2 separate regions of the Homo sapiens genome follow, and region 2 is linked to region 1. The links are chromatin contacts, found by Hi-C or POLR2A ChIA-PET in ENCODE. All regions are on one chromosome and are shown on one strand. Each heading gives the region's core, a stretch centred on a gene start or an enhancer-like site at or near the end of the contact. The rest is flanking DNA. Distances are from core to core; before and after follow the strand shown.

Region 1 (2,552 bases), core at 23-2,522:
GCTGGTACACTGTAATCCCCTCATCTAGGGTCAGCAACCTAGGACAGGGTCCAAATCTGGTCCCCCCTATTTGAAGGTTGCCATTGCCTGCTGTTGCTCTGCAAAGGGACAGGACTGGACACTGAGACGGAGAACCCAAGGCCTGCAAAGATCACAGGGCATCCTTCCTCCCTTTCTAGAAAGGGTTTGCTGACCCCTGTCTACACACTGACTATTCTCTATGATGCTGGCGCCCCAGTAGGAAGAACAGGCAGGTCTGGGCCCCAAGGGCAGAAGTGGGTGCCTCTACTCACCAGAGTTCCCAGGGTCATCCTGGAGGAAATGGTGCTTCCCATCCCCCCTGCACAGGTTCTGTGGGGAGCTTGGGGTGTGTTTGCTGGGGTGTGTCCTCAGGCAAGAGGCAGAAGGTGTCACGTGGTGTAAGAGGTCGCGAGGGCCCCTTCATGGATGGGGAGACCTCTGGGGTGACCAGCTGGGCTGAGGTGGGGAGTAAGAGGATGTTACCTGGGTGGTGGCAGTGGATGGTGAGGGGAGGGTGGGAAGTGTCTGCTGAGCCGCTGGGTGCAGGTGAGTGTCTACAGGAAAGTGCAGGGAAAAATTCAAGGGCACGCAGCCCTGGGGGTGCTGGAAGGTTTGTGTGGTTGAGAGCGGGTGAGAACAGAGCAGGCTGGTGGCTGGTGGGAGTGTCTGTGATTGTGTCCCTGTGCAACCCCACTTCACCCCTGTCCTGACCCCAGCTCGGATTCTGGGGGCTCTGGTTTCTCCTTCCCGAGGGCGGGTGGGACTGCCGGGCTGCACTAGGGATCCCCGCTCCACGTCGCCCTCTGCAGCCCTCTGGCCCCTCCACTCTCCGGGGGTTCCTTTCCAGCCTCCTCTCTGACCAGCTCCTCCCCTCGGAGGATAAGTAGCCTCTGGGAACGGACCCGGCGGGAAGGAGACGCGGAGGGAAACTGAGCGGGGGCGCAGTCCGGGGTGATCGCACGGGTCCTTCCAGAAGCCTCCCCTCCTCTGAAGCCCACAGTCCACAGCCCCCCACGGTTGGCCTCCGCCCCGCTTAGGCTCCATCCCCGAACTCACCGGCCAGCCCGGTCCTGCACCAGCTGGACAGCAGGAGCAGAAGCGGGAGGCGTAGAAGGAACGCGGGGCTGGCGGCCGCTGCCATTGGGGAGTTGGATCGCAGGGGACAGCAGAAGCGAAGCCCAGCCCGTGGATCACCTGGCGGCTCGCAGGCTGTCTGAATGCAGCCCGTCTGAATGCAGCCCTAAACTCCAGTAAGCCCTAAACTCTAGCACTCCTTCTGCCCCGCCCCTCGGAGGAAACACACCCCCTTTGCTGAGCCGCTAGCCAATCAGGTGTCTCTCAGCCAAGTTGCTCATCCAAGTCTACCCCACTTTCTACTGCAGCGCTCGCGCACTTCCCCCTGCTTCAGCCAGTCAGACTTTGCTGGCTGCCTGCCCGGGACCAGTCCTGCCAAAGGCTTCTTTCCATGACCCCCTCATGTAATCATCACCGCAATTTTTTCATTTTGTATTAATCCAATGTGGATACCGATGCACAGAAAGGTGAAGAAAATGCACAGAAGTGTTCAGCCGCGACAGGGTCTCCCTGTCCTCGCCTGTACCTGCGACACCCGCCTTCCCTCTCCCTGCGTTGCAGAGTGCTCCCAACCCACCGTCCTGTGCGCAGATCCAAGCCCAGTCCCATCCCCGCGGCCTCATCCCAAATCCCGAGTGGACGTGGTTATAGCCTGGGCTAGGTTTGTTTGTTTGGTTGGTTGGTTTTTCTTTCTTTTCTTTTTTTTCTTCGTGACAGAGTCTCGCTCTGCCGCCCAGGCTGGAGTGCAGCGGCGCGATCTGGGTTCGCTGCAACCTCTGCCTCGCGAATTCAAACGATTCTCCTGCTTCAGCCTCCCAAGTAGCTGGGACCACAGGTGCGCGCCACCAAGCCCGGTTAAGTTTTGTATTTCAGTGGGGACGGGGTTTCACCATGTTGCCCAGGCTGGCTTTGGACTCCTGGGCTCAAGTGATCGGCCCGACACGGCCTCTCAAAGTGCTGAGATCACAAGGGTGAGCCACCACGCCTGGCCCGGGGCTAGATTTTATTACAGAAGCACCAGGTCTTCAGAAGCTTCAAAGAAGATATTGTACACTAAACAATTGGTTAAGATAGTAAATTTTATGTTCTACTTTTTTACCAAAATTAAACAGCTTTAAAAATTATCTTAAAAATATGTGTCTTGCTGGGATCTGCCCAATTCGGATTGGCAAAAAGACTCTGCTCATTAAAATCTTTGCATTTTAATGCAAAGCATTGAAAACCTTGTCTCTAAAATCACAACCTGTGAGGCACCTTGCTGATTTAGAAAGCACATCAGAGAGATTGACCCTGAGCTCCCCTTAGAACAGTGCCCCACCAGGTGTGGGGATGGCCCAGGGGACTCAGCAGAGCAGGTTCAAATGAAAGCTCCCCATAGCTACTAACTGCCAGCGCTTGCTTTGGGCCTGTTCCCCCTGGGCAAGGACCAGCCATCCTTCCAAGCCGCGCACAAATAC
Region 2 (2,552 bases), core at 19-2,518, 41 kb after region 1:
CTAGGACTAACCTGAGCTCCTGCCCCCAGCCCTGTACATGGGAGGCTTTTCTCACACACAGATCCCTGGGCCCACCAAGCTATTCCCCTCCCAAATCTGAGAACTGCCCACCCCCGTGTGACTGTTGTCCTGCCGACCACCCTTCATGTAGCCCCTCCTGGACAGAGGCTCTAGTGCATCAGGCCAGAACCTTTTGGCTCCTGTGTCCCTGCTCAGTCACAGAGATGGCTGCCATCCCATGTCCCTGTCCTGAAGCATAGTCAGGCCCTGGGCTTGGTCCAGGCCTCCTCCCCTTTCCCACAGCCTCAGGACCCTGGTGATTGATGGTCACCAGGTGAAGGTCTCCCCACATGAAGACTGTGTGGAGTGGGAGGTCTGTGCCTATTTTTCTCATTCATTGGGGAATGGGCTGAGTGGCTGGGGGCAAAGTGGGACTCAGGGGCTCTGCCCAGTCCTTACTGCAGGCTAAGCCCTCCCTTGCGGCCAAGAGCCACTGGGCCCTCCACCTCCCTCTGGCTTCTACCCGCAGATCTAGATGGTTTCATGGTGACTCAGAGGAGGATGCACTCGGGCGTCCCTTTTGAGGATGGCTGCAGGGACCATCCAGGGACTGAGCCGAGGTGCAGATACAGCCACGGATTTGGGTGTTGTTAGACACAGAAGGGTGTGTAGCAAAGTGAGCCCCACGCATGCGTAGACTCTTCCCTCGGCTTCTGCTCTCCATGGAAACACAACTGATCACATCATGATTGATCACGGTAGCCCTCTAGGGCTTTCTTTCTTTTCTTTTTTTTTTTTTCCAGAAGTCATAAAGGGATATAGAATATACTCAAAGACCACCTCATGCTTTTAGTGGAGAGGCAAAAAAGGTTCGCTCCGGAATGGGGAAGCGGCTGCGCCCTGGACGGAGAGGGGCGGGGACTTCGCGACTGCAGGCGGAGGGAGGGCGGGTGTCGCTGGCGCAGGCGGTGACAGGGAGACACCGCCGCCACTGAGTATTCCTATGCAAGTTTCTTCATCTTCCTGTGCATCAGTGTTTACACTGGGGTAATGATAAATGCTGTGTTGAAAAATTATTTGATGGGGCCATGGAAGGAACGGAAGGAACGGCGTCCTGGCCCGCTCGGGGCCCGCGCACGCCGCCACCAAGCCGCGGGGGCGGGTCGGAGGGGAGAGTTGCGTCAGCCAGGCCGCTGTCAGATGACGAGCCCGGGGCGTGACGGGGTGGAGCATCCCCAAAAAAGTGCATGCCTAGGATCCCGCCCAGTGTATCCCTGCGCGCGGCGGGCCGGGCTGGGCAGCTTTATAAACAGCCGTGGTGTGAGCCTCGAAGGGAACCATCAGCGCCTCCTGTCCACGGAGCTCCAGGTCTACAATGGCAGCGGCCGCCAGCCCCGCGTTCCTTCTGTGCCTCCCGCTTCTGCACCTGCTGTCTGGCTGGTCCCGGGCAGGATGGGTCGGTGAGTTCGGGGATGTAGCCTAAGCAGGGCGGGGGCCAAACCTGGGAGGTTGTGGACTGCAGCGGGTTTCAGAGGAGGGGAGGCTTCTGGAAGGACCGGCGCGATCTCCCTGAACGAACATCGCGGTCTCCCCGAACGTCGCGGTCCCTCCGAACGTCGCGGTCTCCCCGAACATCGCGGTGCCCCCGAACATCGCTGTCTCCCCGAACATCGCGATCTCCCCGAACATCGTGATCTCCCCAGACATGCCCAGCTGAAGGCACTCAGTTCCCCTCGGTGGCTCCTTTCCGCCGGGTCCGCTTCCTGCGGCTGCTGCTTGCCCCTCAGGCCAGGAGGTTTCTGGAAGGACCGGTGCTGTCTCCCCGAACATCGTGGTCTCCCCGAACATCGCGGCCTCTCCGAACATCGCCCTCTCTCCGAGCAACGCGATCTCCCCGAACATCGCGGTCTCCCCGAAAATCGCGATCTCCCCGAACATTGCCATCTCACCGAACATCGCGATCTCGCCGAACATGCCCGGCTGAAGGCACTCAGTTCCCCTCCGCGGCTCCTTTCCGCCGGGTCTGATTCCTGCGGCTGCTGCTTGCCCCGCAGGCCAGGAGGCTTCTGGTAGCACCGGCGCGATGCCCCCGAACATCGCGTTCTACCCCAACATCGCGATCCCTCCGAACATCGTGATCCCCCCCGAACATCGCCGTCCCCCCGAGTAACGCGGTCTCCCCGAACATCGCGGTCCCCCCGAACATCGCGGTACCCCCGAACATCGCCGTCTCCCCGTACATTGCGATCCCCCGAAACATTGCGATCTCCCCGAACATCGCGATCTCGCCGAACATGCCCGGCTGAAGGCACTCAGTTCCCCTCCGCGGCTCCTTTCCTCCGGGTCCGCTTCCTGCGGCTGCTGCTTGCCCCATAGGCCAGGAGGCTTCTGGGTGGACCAGCGCGATCTCCCCGAATATCGCGGTCTACCCGAACATCGCGGCCTCCCCGAACATCGCGGTCTCCCCGAACATCGCGATCCCCCAGAACATCGCGGCCTCCCCGAACATCGCGGTCTCCCCGAACATCGCGATCCCCCAGAACATCGCGGTC

What was found. A loop is a pair of places that touch in the nucleus more often than their neighbours do. ChIA-PET counts read pairs that join two places held with the same protein, here RNA polymerase II (POLR2A). Pooled maps may share reads with other maps.
Region 2: a loop to region 1 is called in a pooled map, with 2.5 times the contacts of the local background. The contact joins the promoter of ULBP1 here to the promoter of RAET1G in region 1. A Hi-C loop is called at or near these places in 8 of 168 maps with a recorded cell type or tissue (B cell, CD4-positive, alpha-beta T cell, CD8-positive, alpha-beta T cell and 4 more), 11 of 37 single-sample maps with no recorded cell type and 18 of 50 pooled maps. POLR2A ChIA-PET finds 5 or more read pairs at or near these places in 3 of 52 experiments (BJ, H1 and HEK293).

Annotation. Positions count from the first base shown.
Region 1 is chr6:149,921,849-149,924,400 of GRCh38, forward strand. It overlaps RAET1G (retinoic acid early transcript 1G), which reads right to left and starts at 1,273. Exons shown (of 5, transcript NM_001001788.4): 1 at 1,078-1,273. The coding sequence starts at 1,162.
Region 2 is chr6:149,962,675-149,965,226 of GRCh38, forward strand. It overlaps ULBP1 (UL16 binding protein 1), which reads left to right and starts at 1,269. Exons shown (of 5, transcript NM_025218.4): 1 at 1,269-1,460. The coding sequence starts at 1,376. RefSeq lists an enhancer at 1,605-2,144.